Linked DNA regions of Homo sapiens: all the other regions are linked to region 1. The links are chromatin contacts, found by Hi-C or POLR2A ChIA-PET in ENCODE. All regions are on one chromosome and are shown on one strand. The core of a region is the stretch at or near the end of the contact, and the rest is flanking DNA. Distances in the headings are between cores, read along the strand shown.

Region 1 (2,700 bases), core at 74-2,573:
CCCAAGGTCACGGTGAGACTACAAAACAACCCCTGGGAAGTGCTCCACACAGCGCCTGGCCGCAAAGGGCTCAAAGGGGAGCTCTCTGCCCGTAGGCCTCCCCACTGCTCCAGCTGACCAAACACCGCATGCAAACCCTGCCTTGCCAACAGGACTATCGGACAGGAACGGGCTCACGGCAAGCTCCCCTGGACCCTTGGCACGGGGAGAAAACCCGTACACTTGGACAGCACCCTTCCTCCTAGCCCACTTGCTGTGTTGGCTAACAGAGGCACTGGCTGTGACGGGCCAGCACCAGTGCCAGCGCCATGGAGGCTGCCTTTTGGTCAAGTCTCTCCCGCTGCAGCCTCCCGCCCAACCCAGCGGCAGTATGACCTCATCCGTTCCTTTTGTCATCCTCCAACAGGCCTCATATCCCGCACTTAGAGGCAACACTGGGTACCCCGGGCTGGCCATTCACTCCCTTTTGTGAGTGAAGGCCTGCAGCAGGGTTTGGGCCACTCCCACAGCTGGGAGTCTAGTCTGGCCAGGAAACAGTGGATCCTCGCCTGGTGGTTGGCCTCGAACAGTCGACAGCCAAAGACAGGACTGCCGTGCAGGAACAAGGTACATGCAAGCATGCAAAAAGGCAAATCAGACTCCTGCCACAAGAAACCCAAGTCCATCGGTTGACACCAGACAGGCATCACTGTCAACAGGTTGCCACCTTCCATTTATTTCCGCCATGCTCATTGTTACAATAAAACCGTATCCCAATTATCTACGTGACACTCAACCCGTGAGCATTCTGTGGACAAAAAGACTTAGGCGACTTCTTGGATTTCCCAAACTGTGTTAAAGCCGGCAGGGTCCCAGGCGAGCACTGGCCCTGTCCACACCTTTCCCGCCTGAAGGCGATGCTAGGCTTCGGGCCCTCCGGGAGAGGAGCCTCTTTACCCGGGCGGACAGCGACGAGAGTCGGCAACGCCTGGGCCCGGGGCCCGCCCCCCAGCCCCGGAGGCGTCCCCACCCCGCGCTCTCCACCGCCCGCGGCCATGTTGCCTCACAAAGGCCGGGCTCCGCGCCCCCGCCCCGCCCGCGGCCTCGGTCCCGGAGGGAGGCGGGAGGGAAGGGCGCGCCCTCGCGCAGGCCGCGGCGCCCGCCCAACCGCCCGCGGGCGCCCCTCGCGCCCCGCACCTACCTGAGGCGCCCGCGGGCTGCCCAAGCCGCCCGCAGCCAAACCACAGCCGGGAAAGCCTCACCGACCGACCGCCGCAGCCATCTGGAAAGCCTGTCCAGGCTCTCCGGTCGCCGGCACCCGCCTGCCGCGCCGGGCGAGCGGAGGGCGGGCCTTCGCGGCGTGCGGCCAATCCCCGCGCGCGGCCGCCCCGCATTGGGGGAGCCGCAGAGCGCGCTGCGGAGGCCGCCAATCGGCGGCGCGTAGCGCGTGTGTCCGCCGCGCGCGGCCCAATAGCGCGGCCGCGCGGGAGGGACCAGGCGCCCAGGCCGCGGTCGCGCTAACAGTCGCTGCCCAGGCGGGGCTCGCTGGACTGAGGGCGGCGGCCGCGAGGAGCGCCGGGAACGGGAAGCACCGGGAATGCCGGGAGCAGGGGAGCGCGGGAAGCTCGGGGAGCGCGGGGAATGCCGGGAACAGGGAGCGCGGAGTACGCCGGGAGCGGACACGCAGACGGGCCACCTTCGGTGGACACTGCAGAAGAGACCGTGCACACACAGGCGTTACACAACCCTGTTAAAAGCATCACTGTATCAGACATCATCATTTATAAAGAACGCGTGTGCTCAACTGTCTGGCGCTGTCCCCTTTGCTAATACAGGATTTCCAAAACAGGGAGGGTTCGGCCGGGCACGGTGGTTCGGCCGGGCACGGTGGCTTGCGCCTGTAATCCCAGAGTTTTGGGAGGTCGAGTCAGGAGGATTACTTGAGCCCAGGAGTTCGAGACCAGCCTGGCTAACATAGTGAGAGCCCAGTATCTACAAATTTTCTTTCTTTTTTTTTTTTTTTTTGAGGCGGTGTCTCGCTTTGTCTCCCAGGCTGGGGTGCAGTGGCGCGATCTCAGCTCACTGCAACCTTTGCCTCCCGGATTCAAGCGATTCTCCTGGCTCACCCACCCGAGTAACTGGGATTACAGGCGCCCACCACCACGCCCGGCTAATTTTTATATTTTTGGTAGAGACGGGGTTTCACCATGTTGGCCAGGCTGGTATCAAACTCCTGGCCTCAATTGATCTGCCCGCCTCGGCCTCCCAAAGTGCTGGGATTACAGGCATGAGCCACCGCGCCGGGCCCAAAATTATTTTTAATTAGCCGCGTGGTGGCGGGCGCCTGTGGTCCGAGCTACTCGGGAGGCTGAGGTGGAAGGATCACCTGAGTCCAGGAGTTCCAGGCTGCAGTGATCCGAGATAGCACCACTTTCACTCTAGCCTGGGCGGCAGAGTGAGACTCCGTCTCAAAAAAAAAAAAAAAAAAAAGGAAAACGAGGGTCTGAGTAAGTGAGGGTACAGCTCTTCCTTAGACTAGCTTTCCTGTCAATAAATGTGGAAGGAATAGTGGAAATAGAAAAATTTTCCACTGGGTAGCCACCCCAATAATAGCTGCTGTAGACGAAAATCTTGAGTGATAAAAATAGTGGGCCGGGCCCTGTGGCTCACGCCTGTAACCCCAGTACTTTGGGAGGCCGAAGCAGGCGGATCACCTGAGCT
Region 2 (2,700 bases), core at 77-2,576, 220 kb before region 1:
CCATTTTTCCCCAACAGTGTTCTCAGAGTGGCCGTGTCTGGGAAGCGGCTGGGTCCCGGGGATTGAACTCTGGGGTTCCAGGCTATGAGCCCTACACCAGGCTTCTCTTGTGTCAACATGAAGAATACTCCATTTTAAATTCCAAGTGATAACTCTGTATTCCCACAAGTGGTATATATCGTAAATATTAAAACGACCATTGTTTTTAGTTGGTAGACATCGAGAAGTAGGAAAATTCGCGATATCAGAAAGGGACTGCAGGAAACGCCTCCCTTCCTGGCTTCCCTTGCTCCAGGAGATGCTTGGGAGGCACCCGTTTCACGCCAGGAAACTCCGTAAAGGCTCCCGGGACGGGCAGAAGCCCCGCGCCCCGGCTGCACCCCGCGCACCTGCTCGTGGCGCGCCAGCAGCGCGGGCCAGGCGCAGAAGCGCAGCACCAGCAGGCTGCGCGCCAGCTCCCAGGTTCGCCAGCTGCAGTACGCCTCCTACGCGTTGCCGAAGTCCACGGCGGGCACCAGCGGCCGCACTGCCCTGGCCGACCCACGTCCTGGCACGGCCCCTGGGCCCGCGGCGGGCTGCTCGCTGGCGGCCGGCGCCGTGGACAGCGGCGCGAAGCGGGGAATGTAGGGGCGCAGCGCGGGCAAGACGCGCCGCAGAGCCATGGCGGGACGCCGGTACCCGCCCGGGCCGCTTAAGTATGCGCTATTGGTCCCGCCCCGCCCCTCCCCGCCCCGCATGCCCCCTAGCCGCGCTCTCTCCTTAGAAGTCCCACGCTCCGAGCCGCGCCCACTCCTCGGGAGACACCGCCCCATCCCAGGGGCCCCGCCCCTCCCTAGCATCTGCACCCGCTCCTCTTGAGGCCCCGCCCCGCCCGCCGTAGGGCCCACGCCTTCTCCACGTGAGTCCCTCGCCCCGCGCTCCAAGCAGCTCCCTTTCCTCAGCAGACGCCGGTCCACCCTACGACCCCAGCTCTCACCTCTGGAGAACCCATCCCGAAGTCCCAACCCCACCCCTGAGGCCCCGCCCCAACCCGAGGCCCGGCCGGCTCCGGTGGTCATACTCCAGAACACCAGCGCTTCTTCCTCAAGGGTTCTGGCACGCCCCAGGACCCACCGCCCCTTCTCCTCTTGAGGCCGCGCCCCGCGCTCCCAGCCGCGCCCGCTCCTCGAGAGGACCCGACCCGCCTTCCCAGCCGCGCCCGCTCCTCGGGAGGACCGGCTCCGCGCCCCCATTCCGTGGGAAGCCCTGCCTCACACTCCCAGTCTCGCCCTCTCCTCGGAAGGCCCCGCCCCGCGCTCCCAGCCGCGCCCTCTCCTCGGGAGGTTCCGCCCCGCGCGCTGCAGACCTCTGTGCGTCCACAGCAGGCCCCGCCCACCGGGCCGTGGCCACACCCCCGCGAGAGACCCGGTCCCCGGGGCTACCCGCCCTGAGCTCCGCCTTCCTCACAGGAGACCCGCCCCATTGGGAGCGGGACCCCTGACCAGGCTTGCGGTCTCCCCACCACACCGGGTTTCCCAGGTCCCCAGGCCAGCCAGGTGGGTCCGGAGCCCGCCGATCAGCGCAGCCGCACACCTGGGTTCCTCCCTGGTCCTTGAGCCGCGTGGACCCACAGCTGAGGCCGGATCGGCTGAGAATCCAGCCCTCAAAGTGGGTCCGCTTCTCCTCTGGTCTAAATGGGCGTATGGGAAGCCGTCCTCTCCCTCCCACCCCTCAGGCCTCTTAGGGGCTTGCCCCGCGCTCCTCTCCTGTCCTCCCAGTCCCACCGCCCACCCAAGGGCAAATGCGGACCACTAGGCCCCCTCGGAACCTGTGCAGCCCTGTGGTTCTTCCCTTCCCTTGCCACCCAACAAGAGTCCGCTGGCCACACCGCCTCCCCTGCAGGCCCGGCCTCAGTGCCGCCCGCCCGTGGGCCACCTCTAGAGCACCTACCCTCTCGCGGCCCCTTTGCCTCAATGCCCCTCCCAGATGTCACTTTCTTGGTGGAACCGCCCCTGGCGGCCTGCCGTAGTGCACCCCTCCCCATCACTCACCGCTGGGCCCCTCGTCACCTCACGATATTCCTGCACCCCACAGACGCTGGGTCTGGCTCCAGCCTCCTCCCACCTCACCCACCTGCTTCTCCCTGTGCACCTTGCACCTGCTGGAAAGAGCAGGAGGTACCTTGCACTCCCTGACCTGTTCTGCAATGTTGAAATTTGAGGCTGAATAATTTCCTTGTGGGAGCTGCCCTGTGCATTGCAGGTTGTGTATCAGCATCCCTGGCCTCCAGGAACCAGAGGCCTGTAGTACACACACACACAGACATACACAGTCGGGACAGCCGTAAATGTCTCCAGACATTGCCAGGTGCCCCTGGGGGACACCATCACCACCACTCGAGAGAGAGAGAGGCTTCCTGATGAATGGAGCAACAGTTTTTCTGCTCCTCTTCCTCCTGCCGGCACCACAGAGCAAAGGGGAGAGACAAAAGGAGTGGATGAATCCAGGCTCATTTTGCTGGAGAGAGGCTAGCCTCGGCAGCCGGCCATAGCCACCAGTCTCCCCTTCCTGAGGACCATCCCTCCTCCTGTGGCCCCTGTCCACACCTATCACGCCTTTCTCCCCAGCACCTGTCATGCCATCGGCTCTTCCTGAGCCCAGGCTGTTTGCATGCTGCTCTCAGGCACCTTTCCCTCCCCTGCATCCCACACCCTCCTTCCT
Region 3 (2,730 bases), core at 127-2,626, 190 kb before region 1:
GGAGGTGGCAGTGTGTGCACAGCCCACCCCTTCAGGAGGCCAGGGGACAGAGTGGCTGGGGGTGTCTGGGCCCCACCTCACCTTCTGTGTGGCTGGGAATGGCATGCACTCCACAATGCCCTCATAAGCCTAGGCTGGGACAAGGGTGATAGGGATAAAGCAGGCCAAAGTGATGAGGGCCACAGAGCGGCAGCCAGAGGCATGTGGGCAGTGCAGCCTCCACACCAGGCAGAGGGCCCACCCAGCATGGCTCCACCCTGCGAAGCTGCCTGCCACTGGGATCAGATGGGAGCACCAGGGCTCTGGGAGGTCCTCACTTCCTCTGCACAAGGCAGGCAGGTCACCGGCCCTGCGCCCTGCTCATCTCCCTCAGGGCCACCTCCATGGCCAGGGGCAGGCAGAGGGCACAGGGGTGCCCAGTCACCAGGTCTCTCTGCTTCATATCAGTGGACCTGGGCTCTGAGGGGGGCCATCAAGGCATCAGGCTGGCCCACTCCGTCCTTGAGTCAGGGTCCTACAGACTGACACCAGGTGGGCCTGCAAGACCCTCATCTGCATGGTCCTCTCATGCAGGGTGGGCCTGGGGAGGACCCAGCCCGGCTGAGCTGACTCCCAGCACTTCTCCAGGTGCAGGGGCAGCCTGGCAGTTGTCTGAAGACCCCGGGATGCACTTAGGAGCTCATCGGTGAGGCCCGGTAGGTGCCCCGAGCAGAAGATTGAGAAGGGACACCTGCACCCCTGTGTGGTGTGTGCAGGGGCGTCACTGGATTCTCTGGCCCCATGCCTCACACCGCCCGTGGGGGGCTGGCTTGGTAGAGTGGGGGGATACTAAGCAGGTGACCTCGGAGAGCGTCTTCTGGGTTTGGAGCCCCCATTCCGCAGAAGGGAAGAGGTGGGGGACCCCTGCAGGGTTACGGGTAACATCAGGCCTAGGTCCCTTCTCTAGGATGGTGCAGAGAGGGCCACAAAGGCCCAGGAGGGCCCCCAGAACTCTCTTAAGCCCTGAGCCTGTTTCTTACTGAAAAATGGGGGCGATCGTGCTGCAGCAAGGGGCTTCTGTGCAGGGGGCGGGGGATTCATGGGTTTCGTGAGGCCAGGAAGGGAGTGGGTCAGGCAGAGGCCATTCCTAGGCCTCGGGACAAAGCCCTTGCCCGCTTGGGGACCGGGCCAGCCTAGGCCGCCACACCCTCGGGCCCGCGTCCCCGGCCGGCTCCGGCCCGGGCCGCCATCCCCTCCGCCGCCTGCAGGGGCCGCCGCCTCTTCAGGAATGCGCCGCCTTTGTCTGGGACCGCGCGGCGCCGGTGCACCGGGCGGGCTGAGCGCCTCCTGCGGCCCGGCCTGCGCGCCCCGGCCCGCCGCGCCGCCCACGCCCCAACCCCCGCGCCGCCGCCGCCCTCGCCCTGTGCGCCCTGCGCGCCCTGCGCACCCGCGGCCCGAGCCCAGCCAGAGCCGGGCGGAGCGGAGCGCGCCGAGCCTCGTCCCGCGGCCGGGCCGGGGCCGGGCCGTAGCGGCGGCGCCTGGATGCGGACCCGGCCGCGGGGAGACGGGCGCCCGCCCCGAAACGACTTTCAGTCCCCGACGCGCCCCGCCCAACCCCTACGATGAAGAGGGCGTCCGCTGGAGGTGAGTGTCCGCGCTGCACCCGAGCCCGGCCGGCGGCGGGGCGCGGAGGGGGGCGGCTCGCCCCCTCCCCGGAGCCGCAGGGCCCGTCCCGGGCTGCCGAGGCGAGGGAAGCGTAGCCGGGCGGCAGGGAAAGCCACCGCAGTGCCGCGCCAGGCTGGGGCCGCTGGCGCCCCGGCCCCGGGAGGGCGGAGCCGGAGGCGGCAGGAAAAGTTGCCGCTTCCCGGGAAAGTTGACGGCTTCGGCAGGGCCGAGGGTGGCGGTCCGAGGGTCCCCGATGCTGGGCCAAGTCGAGGGCGGGGGCCGTGGGCTGGAAGGGCGGGGCCCGGCCTCGGAGCGCCCCGGCCACCAAGGGGTTAACGAGCGGGTTTTTGCAGAAACGTGGGTACCGAGGGTGGGTGGGGGTGTCGGGCCGCCTCCACCCCAGCCTCACGGTCTGGGCTCAGAACCTCCCGTTTCTCCGAGGTCAGTCCACAGTGGGATGAATGGGGGCGTTGGCGGCAGTAGAGGGCGTGGGGGACAGGGTTGTCCCAGCGCTGCCTCCAGGGCGGGCGGTGAGAGGAGGCAGCAACGCCCGCCATCTGCAGCCCGAGGGACATTGAGAGGCTTGGCTGGGGGAATCAGGGGCGGTGGGGCAATCAGCAACCCCTCCCTAGCAGCCCTCGTGGGACTCCCCCGCCCCACCGGCTGTGAGGTCCCGCGGTGCGGGCAAGGGAGGGTGGGCTCCATGTGAGTTGGGCATGCCCCGCCTGGAGGGTGCTCCCCAGGTGCCCACCCAGGCTGCCCTGCTGATGTCCATGGTGCCGCAGGCTGCACACACGTTTCCTTGCACGTGCACTTGTCTACACGGACTGCACACTTGCACACCTCTGGTGCACATGCAAGCCAACGCCGCCCCAGTGTGCACATGCACAAACACTGGGTGCACACACGGACTCTGAGGGTGCATATCTGTGTCCTCGCCCCCGCCTGCACACCCACGGCCACACATGCATGCACGCGGCATGCCTGCTGTGGTCTCCACGGGTGGCACATGCTGGGGCCCCTTTCGCAATAACCACTCCCGCACCCACATGCTCGTCTGTTGAGTGGGGAGGCCAGGCCCACAGA
Region 4 (2,700 bases), core at 201-2,700, 240 kb before region 1:
GGGCTGCCCTATATCCTCCCAGTCTCCACACAGACACTCTTCATGGACTGGGGGACTGAGGGCAGGGACACTGGTGAAACAGGCAGGCGTCTTCACCCAGCTAATCATCCCACTCACCACCTCCGGGGGAGGTGACAGTGACCAAGCCCAGCCCCAGCTGGCTCCTGGTCACTCACTACAGACTCAGCTCCCACAATCTCGAGTCCCACCTCCAGCTCCTGCCATTCTGAGGGACCTGGAGGCCAGGGTGCCCGGCGCATGACCAGCTCTGGGTTGTGGACCGCCCTCCACGGCAGTGGCCTGAGCGCTTGTCATTATTCACTTTATTCATGCCTGGTTTCTGTCTGGAAGGGACCACAAGGACATGGCGTGCAGGGGAGCCAATCCTGCCAGGGACTGAGGAAACAGATCCTGGAGAAAACCAGACACTTTGCTGGCACTTCAGGGGGACCCCAGTTGGTTGGCTCAACGCCCCCTCTTCCCCATAGCCAATTACTAACCAATGTTCTCTCTGGAAACCAGTCATAATTCCTAACCTGGTCAAAGCAGGGTCATCTCACACAGCCCAGCCACCCAGCAGGCAGCTAAAGAGTGCCTGATGAAATGCAAGTCTGATCGTGTCTGCGTCCCCAAGCCCTTCCGTGCCCCCTGCTGCTCTATGGACAAGCCCCCAGCAGCCTCTGTAATGCACAGCACCCGCCCTTGTCTCCTGTGCTGGCTTCCGCAGCCTGGCCACACTGGTCCTCTCGCCCACCCACCTGACCTGACTCTGGCAGGGCCTTTGCAGGAGCCATTCCTCCACCCGAGCCCCTCCTATTAAAGCCTGTTCCTAGACGGTTCAGCCCCAGCCACCAGAAGCCCCCCAGCCCCGGCCCAGCAGCTGGCCTGTGGAGCGGGGAGAGCGCAGTCTGGGCTCACGGGCTGGGGGCCACGGAGGCCCAGATGGGGACTCTGGCTCCGACTGTCCTGACCCAGAGGCTCTAGGGCGGTCCTGTCTGTCTCACCCCGGGGGCGGGGAGGACGCAGACAGACCCCAGCGCCACTGCTCGGCCGCGGATGGTGCCTTAGACCCAGGTCCTGTGGGCTCTGGCCCGAGACCCCTGCCTCTGGGGAGGCCGGTGACCGGGACAGTCCACCTCGCAGGCGCGCCGGCGCGGAGCCCGGACCTCGGCCCGCAATGACTCAGCAAGGGCCGGTGGGATTCTCCGTGGTCCTGCGATATCCAGACGGCGGAGTCTCGCCTTTAATGTCGCGCGGGGAGCAGGCAGGTGCGAGCCTGGGCTGAGCAAAACCCTCCTTGGAGTCTCCGCAGAGGAGCGGGGCGCGCCTCCTGAATAAGCAGGCGGCGGGGCGCGGGGCAGGGCGGGGCAGGCGGCCAGGCCCTCTCGGGACTGTCGTAAAAGGGGGCGGAGCGCGCCGCGCGTGGGACAATCGTAAAAGGGGCGGGACGCGCCGCGCTCGGGATGTCGTGAAGCTGGGGGAGCTCGTCGCCGCCGCCGGCGGCTAGCGGGCGTCCGCGCCATGGAGCGCTACGCGGCCGCCTTGGAGGAGGTGGCGGACGGTGCCCGGCAGCAGGAGCGACACTACCAGTTGCTGTCGGCGCTACAGAGCCTGGTGAAGGAGTTGCCCAGGTACGCAGGCGGGGCGGGCGGAGGCCTGCGGAGGCGGCTTCGTTTCCCGCCGGGGCTCACCGCGCCCCCCTACCCGCAGCTCTTTCCAGCAGCGCCTGTCCTACACCACGCTCAGCGACCTGGCCCTGGCGCTTCTCGACGGCACCGTGTTCGAAATCGTGCAGGGGCTACTGGAGATCCAGCACCTCACCGAAAAGAGCCTGTACAACCAGCGCCTGCGCCTACAGAACGAGCACCGAGGTGCGCGGGGGCAGCGGGATGAGGTGCCGCCTCCTCCGGGTCGGCGCCTCCGGGCAGCTCTTGGTATCTGTGCAGATCAGCTCCTTCCTTGGAAGTGTTCGGAAGAGGTCTCTAAGATTGACAAAATCAACGGGCGCAGAGACTGAGACAGCGCCTTTTTGGTGATCAGTGGGTCCAACCAGTTTTGTTTTCAGTTGCGCAGCACCCACCTTCTTAGCAGAAACTCCCTGTTCGGGCTTCCCTGTGCCCCACGCGCTTCCAGACAGGATGGCCCTAGGCCTCGGTGCCTGATTGGCCTGCAGGCAGACTCTGGTGGTGGCGCTGACTGCAGCAGCATTGCCCCTCAGTAGTTGGAAGTCTGTTGACAGTTGTGCAGCAAGCGTCTTTCAGGGTCAGTTCCCTCTCAGGCCTCGCAGGGCCTCATTCCAGTTGCACATCAAATTCCTAAGCACTGTCTCCTGTGGCGCCCTCCCAAACCCGAAGAGCTTCCCACTTGAGCCAGGCCTGCTTGGTGGGCTTGGGAGCCCTTTCCTGCAAATTATATAGGGCAGGTCCCCCTGCACCATCAGTTTCCACCTTTGTTATTTTTCCCAAACTTCTTATTTTAGAAGTTAAAACATTTAGAAAAGCTGAAAAGATAGTATAGTGCATACGCTTGTGCTCTTCACTAAAGTTCAATAGTTAACGTTTTGCTCTAGTTCTTGACATCCCAAAATATATACATGTGACAGCATAGCATTCACCAAGAGTCTTCAGCATTCCTGGAGACCAGGATTTTCAACCCAGCCATGCTGACATTTGTGGCTGGGTAAGTCTTTTTGGTGAGATG
Region 5 (2,700 bases), core at 169-2,668, 160 kb before region 1:
CAGAGGCCTCTCCATGGATGGCCTGATGTCAAAATGTTGTGCAGTCTCTGTCCTGTGCCTGGAGCTCTACCATCAGCACCCCTGGCACCCCCAGTCTCTGTGACCCCACAGCCAGGCCCAGGATTCTGCCAGGCTGTGCCTGGGCACTGGCATAGGCAGGGTTTTATTCAGTTTTTCTCCCAAGTGGCCCCTGTCATGCCTGAGAAGAGGCAGCTAAACTGCTGGATCTGGGCTAGTGCTCTCAGCTGAGGCTGGGGGCTCCTTGCAGTCAGAGCCAGGAAACCGAAGCCACCCATTTCCAAAGAGCCTTGAGCCCCACCTGAGTGACCCAACTGCAGTGGATGCTGGCGCCCTCAATGGCTTGTGGAAGGACAGCAGATCCTGCCTCAGCTTGCACACCTCCCAGGACAAGGAGTTCATTACCTCTGCTGGGCCCACTCCTAACTAAGAAGCAGGCACCTGTCGCCCTCAGGCCAGCTTCGGGGCTGACTGTCACCACCAGCTGCCCTCAGGGCTCTGCACCCTCCCCTCCAGGCCACAGTGGGGGCCTGTGCAGTGGCAGGGGTGGGGAGTTGGGCACAGTCCAACCAGACCTGAGGACGGGGTGAGAGGATCCGGAAGGAAGTGGACGAGTTTTAAGTTGGACTCAGCAGGATGCATGGACGCTCCCATGGGGTGGAGGCGGCAGGCAGGGCTCCCAGGCCTGAGCAGCCGGCACGGGGCGCCCGTCCCTGAGGTGGGGGCGCCGAGAGGAGCGGCCGCTTTGTCGAGGCCCAGGAGACATCTGGGCGGGGGTGTCGCGTGGGCTGTGCAGGCTGAGCTCAGCAGAGGGGCCCGGCTGGAGGACACATTTGGGAGTCGTGAGCACTTGGGTGATATTTACAGCCCAGGAAGAGATGAGCTCACCGGCCGGCCGCTGCTGACGAGGGGCCCGGAGTGGGCGGGGCGTTGGGCCAGGGCCCAGGGACTCAGCTCCTTCCTGCGCCGACCCCGGCACTCCCCAGCTCTGCCTGACCAGCCCCGGCCGGCTGGGCCCCTGAGGTCAGGTGCTGGACCAGGCAGGGGTTGGGGGTGGCAGCTGGTGTCCAGCCTTGATCACCCAGACCCCAGAGCAGGTGCAGAAAGCTAATTAAAGCTGCGTGAATCAGCCTTGAGGGTATCAAATCCTGGCCCCCACCCCATGCGGGCTGCTGGTCTACCACAGACTCTCCTGGCCCCGTCCAAAGATGCCTGGCCAGCCCCAGGGGGCCCTGTGGACCGAATCCTTCACAGCTCATGGGCCTGTCCCTGTGTTGCAGGCCTAGCCAGGGCAGCACCACCCAGCACAATTGGTGGAGGTGACAGCTGGGGCTGGGCTCACCACTAGGTGGCTGTAGCCGACCTGGGTGGGGGATAGGGGCAAGCAACCCTCAGATGTCGGGCCCAGGCTGGGCTGCTCCTGGGGATTCCTCTCAACCACCCCGACTCCACCCCTGCGGCCCTGGGGGCTGAGCTGCACCAGAGCTGCCCTGCACACCTGTCTGCCCAGGGCTGCAGGAGCAGCCCTGTCCTTGGATGGGAGCGCCTGCCCCCTGTTTATCTGGCTGCCCAGGGCTTTGCCTAGTAATTGGGAGAATTACTTTTTAATCCTTAAATTAGTTCTGAAATAATAGAAGCTGCCGAATGTTCAGCAGCCGATGGTAAACTAACATCCAGCGAGACTGAGAACATGCCGGAAACAAGTTGAGAGGGAGGCAAGTGTTTGTGGTGTGAGCTGGGGCCCGGGGCGGGCCACTGCGGCGGCGGCAGGGGTGGGGGCTCCTCACTGCCGGGCTGCCTGCAGCTCACAGCCTCCCTGGGGTGGTAGGGCACCTCACACTCACATCCCCGCAGGAAGACACTGCTAATGTCCCCAGGGCACAGATGAGGAAACGGAGGCCCAGAGACATGAAGCAACATGTCAGGCAGGATTGGGCCCGAGGCCACGCGGGAGCAGACCCTTCGCTGCCAACTGTGTTTGTGCTCCAGAGTGCTGCTCTGCTTCTCCATCCCAGTGCCCGGGGACATCACAAGACCCTGGGTGTCAATTCCCTCCACTGTGTCAGTCAGCCTAGGGATGTCACTCGGGGTGGCACCCTGAGCTGTGGCACCTCTGTGACTGAGGCAGCTCTGTGTCTGGTCAGCTGGCCTTTGGGCCGCCTCCAGCCACAGTGAGGAGGCCCAGCCCTCAACTCAATTTCCCCCACGTTGCCGGCCTGGTGGCCACCCTCATGCCCAGATTTCTCACTGGTGGCCTTGGCCTCTGTTCTGCCTGGACCCCAGCTGGCTCCTTTCCCACCCTGCTCTGGGCTAGGCCGCTCCGGAGCCCTGCCCTGCAGCCCAGCCCCTGTGTACACCACAGCCTGGGCTTGGCAGGGCTCCCCACATGAGGCCTGGGTGGGAAAAGTGCAATGGCCACTGTCAGCAAAGGGTGTATCTCAGCCCATCCCCCCCCACCCCGCCGGGCACAGCAGCTCAAGGATCCCATTATGCCAAGGCCTTGGAGAGTGGCTGCGATGGGCATGAGCCCAGTGGCCCCCGGAGCCCCACTCCTGTTGGGAGGGTGCATGTGTCGGGGCCCAGGGCTCCCCAGCAGCTGGCCTGACCCCAAAGTGCCAATCCCAGGTCTAGAGGAGGAGCCCCAAACTCCATGGAGGAGGCCGTGGGACTTCTCTGGTTGGT

Evidence for each region. A loop is a pair of places that touch in the nucleus more often than their neighbours do. ChIA-PET counts read pairs that join two places held with the same protein, here RNA polymerase II (POLR2A). Pooled maps may share reads with other maps.
Region 2: a loop to region 1 is called in a map of CD8-positive, alpha-beta T cell, with 17 times the contacts of the local background. The contact joins the enhancer-like site here to the promoter of DGCR8 in region 1. A Hi-C loop is called at or near these places in 2 of 168 maps with a recorded cell type or tissue (B cell and CD8-positive, alpha-beta T cell) and 7 of 50 pooled maps. POLR2A ChIA-PET finds 5 or more read pairs at or near these places in 2 of 52 experiments (AG04449 and activated CD4-positive, alpha-beta T cell).
Region 3: a loop to region 1 is called in a pooled map, with 14 times the contacts of the local background. The contact joins the promoter of RTN4R here to the promoter of DGCR8 in region 1. A Hi-C loop is called at or near these places in 4 of 50 pooled maps.
Region 4: a map of cardiac septum shows a loop between it and region 1 (7-fold over the local background). The contact joins the promoter of DGCR6L here to the promoter of DGCR8 in region 1. A Hi-C loop is called at or near these places in 1 of 168 maps with a recorded cell type or tissue (cardiac septum) and 8 of 50 pooled maps.
Region 5: a loop to region 1 is called in a map with no recorded cell type, with 10 times the contacts of the local background. The contact joins the enhancer-like site here to the promoter of DGCR8 in region 1. A Hi-C loop is called at or near these places in 1 of 37 single-sample maps with no recorded cell type and 6 of 50 pooled maps. POLR2A ChIA-PET finds 5 or more read pairs at or near these places in 1 of 52 experiments (H1).

What each region holds. Positions count from the first base shown.
Region 1 is chr22:20,078,864-20,081,563 of GRCh38, reverse strand. It overlaps DGCR8 (DGCR8 microprocessor complex subunit), which reads right to left and starts at 1,323. Exons shown (of 14, transcript NM_022720.7): 1 at 1,181-1,323. RefSeq lists an enhancer at 505-564 and a silencer at 825-1,444.
Region 2 is chr22:20,297,722-20,300,421 of GRCh38, reverse strand. It overlaps the pseudogene PRODHLP. Among named protein-coding and RNA genes, the nearest start is that of DGCR6L, 21 kb to the left of the region's middle. RefSeq lists silencers at 431-740, 811-950, 971-1,150, 1,191-1,460 and an enhancer at 1,914-2,415. Within about 2 kb of position 1,326, at least 5 of the 41 ENCODE cell types and tissues checked have a DNase peak (open chromatin) inside an H3K27ac peak, as active enhancers do.
Region 3 is chr22:20,266,964-20,269,693 of GRCh38, reverse strand. RTN4R (reticulon 4 receptor) reads left to right here and starts at 1,376. Exons shown (of 2, transcript NM_023004.6): 1 at 1,376-1,623. The coding sequence starts at 1,602. RefSeq lists silencers at 1,113-1,172, 1,223-1,382, 1,473-1,632 and an enhancer at 1,844-2,532.
Region 4 is chr22:20,318,810-20,321,509 of GRCh38, reverse strand. DGCR6L (DiGeorge syndrome critical region gene 6 like) reads left to right here and starts at 1,450. Exons shown (of 5, transcript NM_033257.4): 1 at 1,450-1,631; 2 at 1,711-1,871. The coding sequence starts at 1,522. RefSeq lists silencers at 1,044-1,093, 1,284-1,413, 1,544-1,773, 1,810-2,104 and an enhancer at 377-1,164.
Region 5 is chr22:20,237,394-20,240,093 of GRCh38, reverse strand. No RefSeq gene overlaps it. Among named protein-coding and RNA genes, the nearest start is that of MIR1286, 10 kb to the left of the region's middle. RefSeq lists silencers at 983-1,042, 1,254-1,548, 1,733-1,882 and an enhancer at 1,532-2,124. Within about 2 kb of position 1,418, at least 19 of the 41 ENCODE cell types and tissues checked have a DNase peak (open chromatin) inside an H3K27ac peak, as active enhancers do.